2 separate regions of the Homo sapiens genome follow, and region 1 is linked to region 2. The links are chromatin loops, found by intact Hi-C in ENCODE. Cell type or tissue: PC-3. All regions are shown on one strand. Links, peaks and the distances in the headings refer to the core of each region. The heading gives the core; the rest is flanking DNA.

The links. Peaks named below come from ENCODE experiments on the same cell type or tissue, not always from the same donor. Only the 100,000 strongest peaks of a DNase experiment are listed, where the experiment ranks them.
Region 1: a loop joins it to region 2, with 6 times the contacts of the local background. A loop is called at or near these places in 1 of 110 quality-filtered maps.

The regions. Positions count from the first base shown.
Region 1 is chr12:113,724,213-113,730,914 of GRCh38, reverse strand. No RefSeq gene overlaps it. Among named protein-coding and RNA genes, the nearest start is that of LINC01234, 46 kb to the left of the region's middle. In PC-3, for the core only: no CTCF peak of the experiment used is centred there; a DNase peak (open chromatin) is centred at 3,164; H3K27ac peaks cover 2,574 bases.
Region 2 is chr12:113,782,797-113,789,498 of GRCh38, reverse strand. It overlaps the pseudogene DYNLL1P4. Among named protein-coding and RNA genes, the nearest start is that of LINC01234, 12 kb to the right of the region's middle. RefSeq lists an enhancer at 4,442-4,978. In PC-3, for the core only: a CTCF peak has its summit at 3,114 (motif pointing left); a DNase peak (open chromatin) is centred at 2,558; H3K4me3 peaks cover 347 bases; H3K27ac peaks cover 1,373 bases.

The sequences.
Region 1 (6,702 bases), core at 1,295-5,294, 59 kb after region 2:
AGACAGACTATCGTTCTGTCTCCCAGGCTGGAGTGCACTGGTGTGACCTTGGCTCACTACAACCTCCGCTTCTAGGGTTCAAGTGCTTCTAGTGTTTAAGCCTCCTGAGTAGCTGGGATTACAGGCACATGCCACCATGCCCAGCTAATTTTTGTATATCTTGTAGAGATGAGGTTTCACCATGTTGCCCAGGCTGGTCTCAAACTCCTGAGCTCAAGCAATCCTTCTGCCTCAGCATCCCAAAGTGCTGGGATCACAGGCATGAGCCACGGTGCCCAGCCTGGATCTGAATTTTAATAAGCTCCCTGAAGGGCCCTGGTGCTCGATGATGTCTCAGAATCATTAGGTGAGCCCCTGTCCAAGGTGTTGCCTGTCCCAGTGCCTGGCACATAGCAGACATCCAACATAGGCTGGTTGAATGAACACCTGAACAAGCAAAACCTCTACAGGCCTCGGTTTCCTCATCTGTGAAATGGGAGGGATAATCATCTCTGCCTTGCCCACTATTTTTTGAGGTGATTTAACTCACCTCATACTTTTGAGGTGATACACCTGATACTTTTGAGGTTGAAGTGTGGCCAGAGTAGGAACTCTCCATGGAAAATGACATGAGAGATGGAAGGTATACAGGGCAGAGAGAGAAGAGAGAGACAGACAGACAAAGAGATAGAGGCAGAGACAGAGGGAGACAGAGACACACACACATACACACACACACACACACAGAGAGAGAGAGAGAGAGAGAGAGAGAGAGAGAGAGAGAAAGCCTTCGTGTTAATAAGCACCAAGGAAAGCAAGCTGTGGCTGGAGAAACCTAGTGATGCTCTCTGCACCTGAATCCCTGGAAGGATGACGATGACTTCCTGCCTACGACCCATCTGCCTTAGTTTGGGGTCCCCCAAAAGCAGATCTTGAGACAAGGACTTGGGTGCAGGTTGTTTATTTGGGAGGGAAGAAAGTGGGAAAGTGAGGCAGAGAAGGGGAAAACAGTGCAGTTTTTGTTAAGGCGCAGGTTACTTACAGGGTGTCAGTCCATGGGGACCCTCAGACGAGCCATGCAGATCCCGCCTCAGAACTTTCCCACTGAGGGACATGGAAGTTGTGGCATTTCTCCACCTACTCCCATTGCTTTTGGAGACATTAGATCCCCAGCATTTCCTGGCTGCCCTGTGCACCTTGGTGAAAACCTTTGGCCAGAAAAGCAGGAGGCTGCAGGCACATGGAGGGGCATGAGGGCAACTGGCAGCTCACAGAATGTCCTCGCCAGCTGCAGGTGAGCTCTGAGCTCAGCAAGGGGATGTGGGGCATCCCCAGCCTCTGTTGCTCTCTCATGGTGTGCACCTGGCCAGCCCTGCCAAGCCAAGCTAGATCCATCCTTCAAAACCAACCCCCAGCCTTCCCAGCCTCGAAGGCTTCTTCTCCATCCACCCTCACCTTCACCATCTTCCCTTTAAAAAGTGGCAATAATTTGAATCCTTTTGATGGCTTTAGGTTACATATGCTGACAAAAACTGGAAGGAGGGAGAGAGGGAGGGAAGGAAGGGAGGGAGGGATGGAGAGAAGGAAGGAAGGAAGGGAGGGAGGAAGGGAGGAATGAAGGAAGGGAGGGAGGGAGGGAGGGAGGGAGAAAGGCATTCAGTACCTCCCATGTGCACGGCACTTTCATATCTGTTATCTCATTAAAACCACTATCATGAGTCTATCCAGTAGGTAACATCATCCATGTTTTCTAAAGACAAGAAAACTGAGGCCCAGAGAGGTGAGGTCACTTGCCTGAGGTCACACAGCTAAATAGATAGCCCAATCTTGGGCTTTAAAACATGTGTTCTTTCTGCCTTCTCCCATTGCCTCCTCTGGATGTTTACTTATTTGCAGTGAACACTGTCAGTCCTCAACTAGATCCTGCTGCTCAGGGCACGGCCTGCAACCTCGCAGCCCAGCAGCATCAGCAGCTCCTAGAGCTTGTTAGGAATGCAGAGTCCCGGGTCCCAGAGCTGTTGAATCAGAATCTACATTTTAATGAGGTCTCCAGGGCATGTGTGTGCATGTTAAAGGTTGAGAAGCGCTGTCCTAGACAGTCTTTGAGGAAGAGGACAGCATCTTCCTTTTATTTCTAATATTCCAGGACAGCATTTTCTTGGTCCAATGCAAATGTTAAAAAAAAAAAAAGCAATTAATAAATGGCTGTGGGTCAAAGACTGATTCCACATGGCTGATGGGGAGGCTCTCTGGTTAGACATGAACCTCATAAGCCTGTGCGCCTGGACGTGGCAGGCCAGGACCGTACATGTGGACCTGGTCACATTATTGGATGTCTATTGAGCACTAACACTGTGTGATGCATGGCACGGGGCATAGATTTGTGTGTCTGCTGGGCAGTGACCTGAATTCAGTGCTGGGTGGAGTGCCGGGTGCATTGGAGGAGATCGATAAGCAATTATAATTATTATTACAATTAATAATAAATGCTACATGGTCCGGACAAAAGAAGCTGCAATGTGAGATGTGTGCCTGCCTCGGAGCCCTTCACACTGAGCCCTGTGCAGTTACGGAGCTCCTCTCTTCATGGAGGAGAGCGGGGAGGGCAGGTGGGGTTCTGGCAGCCCCTGCTTCTGTAGCATGTGGATTCACAGCCTCCCTGGGAGAGTGGGAGAGGCCAGAGGACCCACAGGGAAAGCAAGTCCTTCTGGAGTTGGATGGAGGTCAGGGTGTTGGTGGTTTACGAGGAGACTCCAGAAGATTCCCTTGGATGGGCCAGCTCAGAGGACCCCACTGCCCCCCTGGCCTGGGGAAGCCTCATTGCTCAGTCCCCGATGCAGAGGCCTCTGCACACCCTCTTGGAGAGTACTGCTGCCCTTGAATGCATGCATTGCATGGTGGCTGCATCGCCTAATGGTGAGGCACACAAGCTTAGCAGCCAGGCCACAGAGATTCCAATCTTGGCTTCATCACCTATGAACCATGTGTCTTCAGACAAGTTGCTTAGCCCCTCTGGGCCTCAGTTCAGTCATTCCCAAAATAGTTGTAATGACAGTGCCCATCCCACAGGGCTTCTGTGACAATTGAGACAATGGGCATAAAGTGCCTTGCACATAGTGACCATTCCAATGTTCACTGTCATTGTTTACTTTCCTGTGTCTTGTCCCTCACTGAAACCCTGAGAAGGGTTTGGTACATGTGGGTTTATCAGTTGCTCTGTGAATAATCATGACCAGCATTTACTCACTGCTGACTCTGCCAAGTACTATTTGAAGCATAACTCAATTCATCTTTGCACCAATTCCTGGAGGAAAAAGTGATTACTATTTCCATTTTACAGATGCAGGAACCAGGGCAGACAGAGGAATTAATTTGCCCAGTGTCATACAGTTAGTAAAAGATGGCACCAGAATTTGAACCGAGACAGTCAGAGTCCAGAGCCCATGTTCCTCACCTTGTAATAGACTGCTTTTGAATGAATGAGGGAAGGAGAGAGGGACAGAAGGAGGGAGGGAGGTATGGGAGAAGAAAGAAAGGGAGGAAGGAAGGGAAAAAGGAGGGAGGGAGAAAGGGAGAAGAGAGAGGGAGGAAGGATGGGAGGGAGGGAGGGAGGGAGGAAAGAGAGAGAGGAAAGAGGAAGGAAGGAAGGAAGAGAGGGGGGAGGGAGGGAGGGGAGGAAGGGAGGAGACAGTGGAAGGAAAGAAGGAAGCAGGGGGAGGGAAGGAAGAAGGAAGGAGAGAGGGAGATATAAAAGAGATCATTAGGTGAACAGAGAGTTCATAAGTGAATTAATGCGTAGATGAAAGAGTAACAACTGACCTCTGAGAGTCATTAAGAAGATTAAAATGAGTAAAGGCTCTAGGTCTGGTACATAGTAAGTGCTCAGTGAACATTAGCAGTGATGAGGATGGTCAAGACAGTGATAACAATGAAGATAGAACAGCTGAGTGGAGAAATACAAAAATGATAGCAGATGGTACCAGTGGCTTGACATTTGGAGGGTTTGACCAGCCAGATCTCTGGAGAAGCCAGGATGTGAGACACACAGAGGCTTGGATTCCTCTCTCCATTCCATATAGATAGGGCACTCAGAGGCACCAAGAGTGGAGAGAGACTCTCCCAAGGCCACACGGCTGATATTGGAGACAGGATTCGATTCCAGAAGAACTTTCTGGGCACAACCACTGTCCTTCAAGGCTCCTGGACTGGCATCTCACTGTATTGGGATGAGCAGATTTTCTAAAGGACTGAGACAGAAGTGTGGAGAAAAAAATACATGTTTTCCCATTCAGCAAGCATTTATTGAGCACCTACAGTGTGCCTGGTCTTGTGCAACAGGTTTTCTGACATGTTGAGTGATTTCTCTGCACCTGTCCTCTGCCTTCTGTAGGGCAAAACCTTGGAGATTAGGAATGGACAGAACCCTGAGCAGCTGACTTCAGAGGAAAAGGGGTTTCTGGCTGTATCAGTCAGGTTATGCTGCAATGAAAAGCAGCCCCCAAATCTCAGCCCCCGAAAACAACTCATCAAAGGCTGACATCTCACCCTGTGGGTTGGTGAGGGCTACACCCCACATCGTCCTCCCCACCAGGTGCCAGGATGATGGGAGCGCTCACTGGTGGAACACAGCTGGTAGATGATGGGATGGGGGATGGGGAGGTGGAAGCACACGTTGCCATGTTTGGACTTCAGCCTACAGGGCCACGCTTCACTGCTTCTCCCATTTCACTGGCCAAAGCAAGTCACACGGCCATGCCTCATGTGGAGGGGGTGGGGAGGGCAATACCACCATGTGGTCACCACACACAGTCCCCATGCAGATTCACAGGGAGGAGAAGAGGCTGCTTGTGGCTTGTGTACATGAGTGAAACCTTGAGAGATGGCAGGCTGGGGTGAGGAGTCATGGGTATGGGTAATAGGGTTAGGGATCAGCCTACAGCTAGGATCAGGGTTCAGTCTATGACTAGAATAGGGCTTTAGTCTGGGATTAGGGTCAGGGCTCAGTCTGTACCAGGGTTAGGGCTCAGTCTGGAGCAAGGATCAGGCTTCAGTGTGTGACTCGGGTCAGGACTCAATCTTTGACCGGAGTTGGGGCTTAGTCTGGGATTAGGGTCAAGAGTCATGCTGGGACTAAGATTAGGGCTCACATTGTAACTGGGATACTCTGTGATTGTGCTCAAGACTCAGGCTAAAACAATGGTCAGGGATCAGTCTATGACTTGGGATCAGGGCTCAGTCTGTGACTGGGATCAGGGTTCACTCTGTGACTGGGATCAGGGCTCAGTCTGTGCTTGGGATTAGGACTCAGTCTGTAACTGAGATCAGGGCTTAGTCTGGAGCAAGAGTCAGGGCTTACTCTGGGTCCAGAATGAGGGTCCAGCTCTCCACCAGCATGAGGATCCCCTATGACCCATCAGTACCTCCATACTAGACTGTTGTAAGGTTGGAGCCTCACACCCAGCACCACTGACCTGCAGCATCAACCTCAGCCCCACACCTCAGAGCCCAGGAGCCCTGCCTCACTGACATGACATGCGTGTCCCAAAGTGGAGCCTTCCCCGATCCCTTGCCCAGCAGTGTCAGGTCAGCCCAGTGTGGCCCAGTGCCGCCGTGGGCACCGTGGGCCCCTCGTCCCCGCCTGCCCTCCACGCGCCTCCCTCCTGTCTCCTCCCTCTGCCACCAGCTGCCGGCTCCGTCTGCTCAGTCTCTCTCCCTCTCCCCGCTCTGCCTTAGAGACAGCTATAAGTCTCCCGTGAAATATATACAGTGTAAATATATAAAAAGCTTGTGCCTGCCTGCTGCTTATGTATTCATGAAATAGTAAATAAATTTTATGGGATAATTTGAAGGCTGCCAGGAAGCCGGGAGATGAAAACGAAGGCCTAATGAGATGGAGTATCGGGGCGGCACACGCGCAATCGATCGGCGGCTGCCTGGCCCGAGCTGGGACGAGCCCATCTCCCGTGGCCCGGGGCCTCGCTGATGAGACACTTCGGAGGGGCTTCCGGGGGCCATAAACCACGGGTGGCTGCGGTGGGGGCGGGGGAGGCCTGAGCTCTGGAAGCGGTGATGGTGCTGACAGCCACCTGCTGGGAGGCAGGGGGCGGAGTTCTTTCTCTAGCTCTGCCAAGGACCTGCTGTGTGACCTTGAGCCAGTCATGCTCCCTCTGTGTGCCTCGGTTTCTCCACATGCGTGATGAGGGGCTTGAGCTAGAAGGTCCCTGGGCTGGGGCCTGTGGCTGTGACAGTCTTCTGGTAGCCCCCTGGCCCTCCCCTTCCTGACACTTATTGCAGTGTGTAACGATATGTTGATTTCATGCTTATTGGATGAGTATCTGTCTCTCCACTAAACCTCAGCTCTATTTGGGCAGGGTCTAGGTCTCTTTTGCATACTGTTTTTTGTACCCCTCCTGTCTGCCACATAGGAGGGTCCCAATAGATATTTATGGGTTGGACCAAGTGCCATGGCTCACACCTGTCATCCCAGCACTTTGGGAGGCTTAGGAGGGTGGATAGTTTCAGGCCTGCCTGGGCAACATGGCAAAACCCCATCTCTACTAAAAATAAAAAAAAAATAGCCAGGTGTGGTGGTGCATGCCTGTAGTCCCAACTACTCGGGAGGCTGAGCGGGGAGGGTGGGGAGGCAGAGGTTGCAGTGAGCCGAGATTGTGCCACTGCACTCCAGCCTGGGTGAGAGAGTGAGACCCTGTCTCAAAAAAAAAA
Region 2 (6,702 bases), core at 1,260-5,259:
TCAAGGACTGCACCCTGAGTCCCAAAAACCAGAGACTGAAATTTTTAGCCTTGATCTTGGAAGCTTCATTGTGTTTTATACAGGACAGTCACTGAACTAGTTTGTTATGGTTATAAAACAGTTAGCAAAACCGCCTACATTTGTATTTCTTTCCTTTTCTTTCTTTTTTTTTTTTTAGACAGAGTTCCACTCTGTTACCCAGGCTGGAGTGTGCAGTGGCATGATCTCGGCTCACTACAATCTCTGCCTCCTGGGTTCAAGTGATTCTCCTACCTCAGCCTCTCGAGTAGCTGGGATTACAGGCGTGCACCACCACATCCACCTAATTTTTGTATTTTTAGTGGAGACGGGGTTTCCCCATGTTGCCCAGGCTGGTCTCGAACTCCTGGCCTCAAGTGATCTGCCTGCCTTGGGCTCCCAGAGTGCTGGGATTACAGGCATGAGCACCACACCGGGCCTTGTATTTATTTTCTGTTCCATATCTCTGCCCCATGTTATTTTCTCTCAAAATCCATTCCTTTGAAAAATAAATATGTTGCAGATGTGAAAAAAAAAAGAAAATTGGACATGGAGTATAACATGAAAGGAGAAAGGAATAAAATGTCATTAAAATAAGAATATAGACAAAGGATCTATATACAAATGTCCATAGCAGCATTATTTGCAGTAGTGAAAGACTGGAAACAACCCTGTCAACAGAGGATGGATAATAAAATTGTGGTATATCCACACAACAGAATACAGCTCAGCAGTGAAAAAGAAACCACTGGCATCCACAGCAGCACTGGCCTGAAGTTCAAGAACGTGCAAAACTGAAGGTGGTAACAGGATAGCAATGACCTTTGGGGAAGAGAAACGTTCTATATTTTAATCTGGGTGATAGGTACACAGTGTATACCTAGATCAAAATTCATCAACATGTGTACATTATCTAATTTATACCTCAGTTTAAAAAACATAGGAAGGATAGAAATGTACACATGTATGGGTAGATAATAGTTATAAAGCATATCATATGATTCAGACCGGACCTAGATAAATATCAAGATCCCCTAGGGAGTTTTTGGAAAACATCCATGCCTTGCCTGGCGTGGTGACTCACACGTGTAATCCCAGCACTTTGGGAGGCTGAGGCTGGCCTTCTTTCCTTCCTTCCTTTCCTTTCCTTCCTTCCTTTCTTTCCTTTTCTTTTTCTTTTTGTTTCTTTCTTTCTCTTTCTGTATTTCTTTCTTTCCTTATTTCTCTCTTTCTTCTTTCTTTCTCTCTTTCTTTCTTTCCCCTTCCTTCCTTTCTTTCTCTTTCTTTCTTTCTTCTTTCTTTCTCCTTTCTCTCTTCTTTCTTTCTCTTTCTGTATTTCTTTCCTTCTTTCTCCTCTTTCTCTTTTTTCTCTTTTTTCTTTCTCTTTCTTTCCTTCTTTCTCCCTCCTTCCTTCCTTTCTTTCCCATTCCTTCCTTCCTTTCTCTCTCTTTCTTTCTTTCTTCTTTCTTTCTCTTTCTGTATTTCTTTCTCTCCTTCTTTCTCTCTCCTTTCTTTCTCTTTCTCTCTCTTCCTTTCTTTCTTTCCTTCTCTTTCTTTCTTTCTTTTCCTTTCTTTCTTTCTTTCTTTCACAGGGTCTCACTCTGTTGCCCAGGCTGGAGTACAGTGGCACAATCACAGCTCACTGCAGCCTTGACCTCCTGGGCTCCGGTGATCCTCCCACCTCAGCCTCCTGAGTAGCTGAGACCACAGGCATGCGACATCACACCCAGCTAATTTTTCTATTTTTTGCAGAGATGGGGGTTTCCCTGTTTCCCAGCTGGTCTCAAACTCCTGGGCTCAAGCAATCTGCCTGCCTCAGTCTCCCAAAGTGCTGGGATTACAAGTGTGAGCCACTACACTCAGCCAAGCTTTTTAAAAATGATCATCCCTCTAAGAAGACTTTCTAGACTTTTTTCTAATCACTCATCCTCCCCATGAAATTACAATACTGCAGATATACTGTGTTGCTGTTTATGTGCTGTATGTATATTTCTGCTTTCTACATACAGAGTAAGATTTGTTTCACCTCCCAATAATCAATTTTTGCCCCTTTTCGGGGTGAAATTGACCCTATTAATAAATCATGAGCTCCCTGGGGACCACTAGTAGCTTCTGCTTCACCTTGCCTTATAGGAACAAGGTGTAATGGCTCCTCACTGCTGCCAGTCCCAAGTAGCTTCACTCCCCTTTCTGATGTCTCTTAACCTCATCCACACATTTGTTCCTTTAACTCCCCCTCAATTAGCATTTCATCCCTCCCAGAACCCTGGCTGATGGAGATTCAGTGACAGAACCAAGAACATACCACAGGAATGTTCTGGGATGTTCTAGAAGTAAGATTTGAGAGTTGGGAGTCATCCACAGCTCCCCCAATCCCAAAACCTGTGCCCTTCCCATTGGCAGAGCCTGGCATGACTTGCCCCTCTTGTGGCTAACTGCCCCGGAGCTTATCTGTGAAAGAAATACCTCTGGCTTCACAGCTGCATTCCAGAACATTTTTAAGAGCATTCAGAACTTCCTCAGGTGGGCAGTAACTGCACTGCTTGTTCAGGGAAAACTAGGGACAGAAGGGAAGGAGAAGAATTTTAGCCTCTTTAACAAGGCAGACAGGTATCTTGATTATTCACCTCCAACCTGCAAAGACAGCCAGGTTCTGTGTGAGTCAGCCTTGGGTTTGAATTTTTTGAATCTATTTCTTAAAGATAAAGCATTCCATATTAAATGATCCATGCTAGTTGGTCAAGGAAACTCCTTTCCTATCTCCAGCCTCCTTTCCGAGCAGATTTGGGATTTTCACCTTACTTGTGGCCCCTGAGGATATTTCTCAGCAAGCATCATTTCCTAACGGGAGAGTTCATGTTTTCACCTTGGGTCTTGAGTCTTACAGAGTGATCCACAAACTCACTCTTGATGAATAAGGGAGCCCTTTCCTGCCCAGGAGTCCTGATTTGCCTCTTTGCTGATTTCACCTGCTTCTCCATTTGCTCCTTCTTTACAATCAGCCCACATTTTCTGCCCAGTATAACCAATAACTTGCTGCCCCTTCAAGTAAAAGCCAGTAAAGGTATTTGCTCTGCACTGTTTTAAGGGGTAGCAGAGAGCTTCTAGGGGAGATGGCGAGAAAGAGTGTCCTCTGGTGGCAAAGTTCAGCCTCTCCTCCAGGAACTGCAGCAATTCCGTTCTGGACCCAAACTTGCATAACCTCTTCAGCAAAGAATGGCCTTGCAGTTAGTTACTAGGTACACAGTCCTTACAGGGCAGTTTAGCAATCATCACTGTTACTTGAGAAAGCCTCTTGGGGATCTCACTACTTATCCCTGTAACAGCCTCATACAAGACTCTCCTGAGAGGAATTGGACAAAACACTATTTTCTCCATATTATTACACATCCATTGCTGATTTTATGACCCTTACGGGTGGCTGTTTCTGGCTACTGTTCAGCTGGCCTGATCCTTAATCCACCCCTTTTTCTGCCACTAGCCTGCCTTGCCTACCACATCTCCCAGAATGCCCCATAGCCAAAGCCCTGGGTTAGAGCTGGATGTGTCACAGCTCCTTCTATCACAACCAGGTAGGTTTCCAAAGAACAGCAGTTCTCAAACTTTTGGGGTTTCAGGACACTTTTACACTCATAAAATATTGAGGATCTCAAAGAGCTTTTATTTATGTAAGCTATGTGTATCCATATTTACTGTTTTAGAAATTAAAACTGAGACATTTAAAAGGCTTAATTTTTAAAATAATAATTATAAAGTCATTATATACTAACATATAACATATTTATAGAAAGCAAATAATTTTCTAAAAATAAAAATTTAATGAGGAGGGCCAGGCACGGTGGCTCACACCTGTAATCCCAGCACTTTGGGAGGCCGAGGTGGGCAGATTACCTGAGGTTAGGAGTTTGAGACCATCCTGGCCAACGTGGTGAAACCCCATCTCTACTAAAAATACAAAAAATTAGCCAGACGTGGTGGTGCGCACCTATAATCTCAGCTACTCAGGAGGCTGAGGCAGGAGAATTGCTTGAACCCAGGAGGCGGAGGTTGCAGAGTGGCATTGTTCTACATTTTTGCAAATGTCTGACTTAATAGAAAACACCTGGGTTCTTTTTCTTCTTTTTCTTTTTCTTTCTTTTTTTTTTTTTTGGAGACAGGATCTCACTCTGTCACCCAGGTTGGAGTGCAGTGGCATGATCTCAGCTTACTCACTGCAACCTCCGCCCCCAGGCTCAAGTGATCCTCCCACTACAGCCTTCTGAGTAGCTGGGACCACAGGCACACGCCACCACACCTGGCTAATTTTTTGTATTTTTAGTAGAGACAAGTTCTTACCGTGTTGCCCAGGCTGGTCTTGAACTCCTGAGCTGAAGTGATCCACCTGTCTCGGCCTCCCGAAGTGTTCAGGTTACAGGCATGAGCCACCGCTCCCAGAAACACCTGGATTCTTAAACCCACTTTTGCGACCTGTTGTTTTGCTTGAGGCATATGAAGAAAATCTAGTTGTACAAAAATATGAGGTGGGAAAGGGAGAGGCCCCCAGGTTCCCTGGAAGGATTTCTGGGACCATCAAGAGTCCTCAGAACACTGCTTAGAGATTCAAACTCTGGCTTCTCCTTAGCAGAAAAGCAGATCTTTGCAGGAAGCAGAGAGCCTGTGTTAAGCCTCAGGGGTTCTTAACTCTCTTGGGTTAATGACCACTTTGAGTATCTGATGAAAGAGAAAGATCTTTGCCTGAGAAGAAAACGGTTTTTAGTGGATGCAAAAGCGGTGTGCATGCGCATAATTCCAGAGGTTTCACTAACCCTATGAGGCCCATCTCTGACCCCAAAGTGACAGTAGGGGTTGGGAAAGAGGGAGGTCATAGTTGCTTCTAGGCCCTGAATAAGTACACACCCCCTCTAATCCATTCAATGCAAAGTCATGTTCATAGCTAATTCATAACAACAACAGCTACTATTTGGGGGCAATCTTTATGGTATGTCAGGCACTGCTGTCTATTTTACACACTTTACCTAAGTTACTCCTCACAAGAGCCCTCCATGCTATTATTATTCCCATTTTATAGATGGCAAAACTGGGACCCAGATAGGTAAAGTCACTCATCCAAGGTCACACAGTGGGAGTACACCAGCTTAGTCTGCTAACCACAGCCTTGCTCAGCCCCAGTGCTAGCAGCTTTACAACTAATGTGTGTGTATGTGTGTGTGTGTGTGCTGTGTTAAGCAGGAAAACCTATTTTCCTAAACAATTCACAATATGTAAAACAAAGAGAGGCTAGGCTGATTAAAGTGCTGGGTCTGGGAAGAGTGTATTCCAGTGCTCTTCCTCTATCCTTTCTATGTACTCAGCACTGTTCTAAGCACATTACACGTGTTAATTTATTCAGTTTTCCCTACAACCTACAATCTATAACTGTTTCTGTTTTACAGATGAGGAAGCAGATTCAGAGAGGTTCAGCAACCTGCGTAAGGTCACACAGAAAATGGCAGTGCTGAGTGAGGAACTCAGTGAATCGTGTGTGTGTGTGTGTGTGTGCACGTGCGTGTGCATATGCATGTGTGTGTACCTTTTTATAATCATGATGTTTGCATGGGAAAGTCTGGCAAAACAGATACCAACCCATTAGCAGTGGTTATCCTAAAAGGGTTGAGAAAAAAGATGGACCTTTACTTGCTAAACCTTTTCTTGTAATGTTTGAAATTTTAAATCAGAAAAATAAAATAGAGATTTTTTTTTTAGAAATAATAAGACTTAGTATGTTGACCTGTGGAGCAGGCCCCGAGCATGTAGCGTAGTGTCTGGGCATGCAGGTGTATGTGATTGGTGGGGAGGGAGAAAGAAACTTCCAGAAAGCCACAGGCTGGGGAAAAGTTGCCAGGTCCTAGGCACAGGGCTGGAGAGTGAGGTGATGCAAGGGAATCACAGGGGCCTCATGACTGTGCTGCCTCCCCCATGAAATCCTCCAGGTGTACACCCACATGTGGTAGACATTGGGGTACTCCCAGAAAAATCTGCAGGGGCCTCAAGCCTCTAGAATGTGCTGGGGCATGGGCCTGGCCCTCCGGGGTGCTCACAGTCATCCTGCGGTGTGAACACCCCCTGCAAAGTCCCCCACCGAGTTCACAAGACAGGAGATTCTCATTTTCACCCAGAAGACAGCCTGTCTGTTGGATGGCTAGGAGCCTCCTTCTATTTTTTTTTTCCTGAATGATAATTTTCCCCCTTTTTTGTAGCTAAAAATCACCCAGGCTTGTCCAGACGAGAGGGCAGAAAATTATGCGGTGAAAGAGAAGGGAAGATAATTTCTCTGGGTCACAGACATTCTCACTTGTCATCCGTCTGCAGGAGGAGAAGTGGAGAGGGAGGGAGAGCGAGCGCGAGATGCAGGGATCGAGAATGAAAATGAAGGCTGGCCCAAATCCATCACTGTCCTCCTCGGCTCTCCCTGTGGGGGATGAGTCTGGAGGAGGGGGGCCGCGGGAGGGAGGGGAGAGGATGGCGCTTAGCTCTGATCGAAGGGCGGGAGGAAGGACCGAGCCACACATGGAGCCCTGCCCTCCTGTCCCAGCTACTCAGGCCCACTTCCCCCCTCTGGGCCTCAGTTTCCCCATTAAGAAAACAGGGATAATAAAGCCCTCCTGCACTCACCACCTGCACCCCTTCCCGCACAACACACATAGG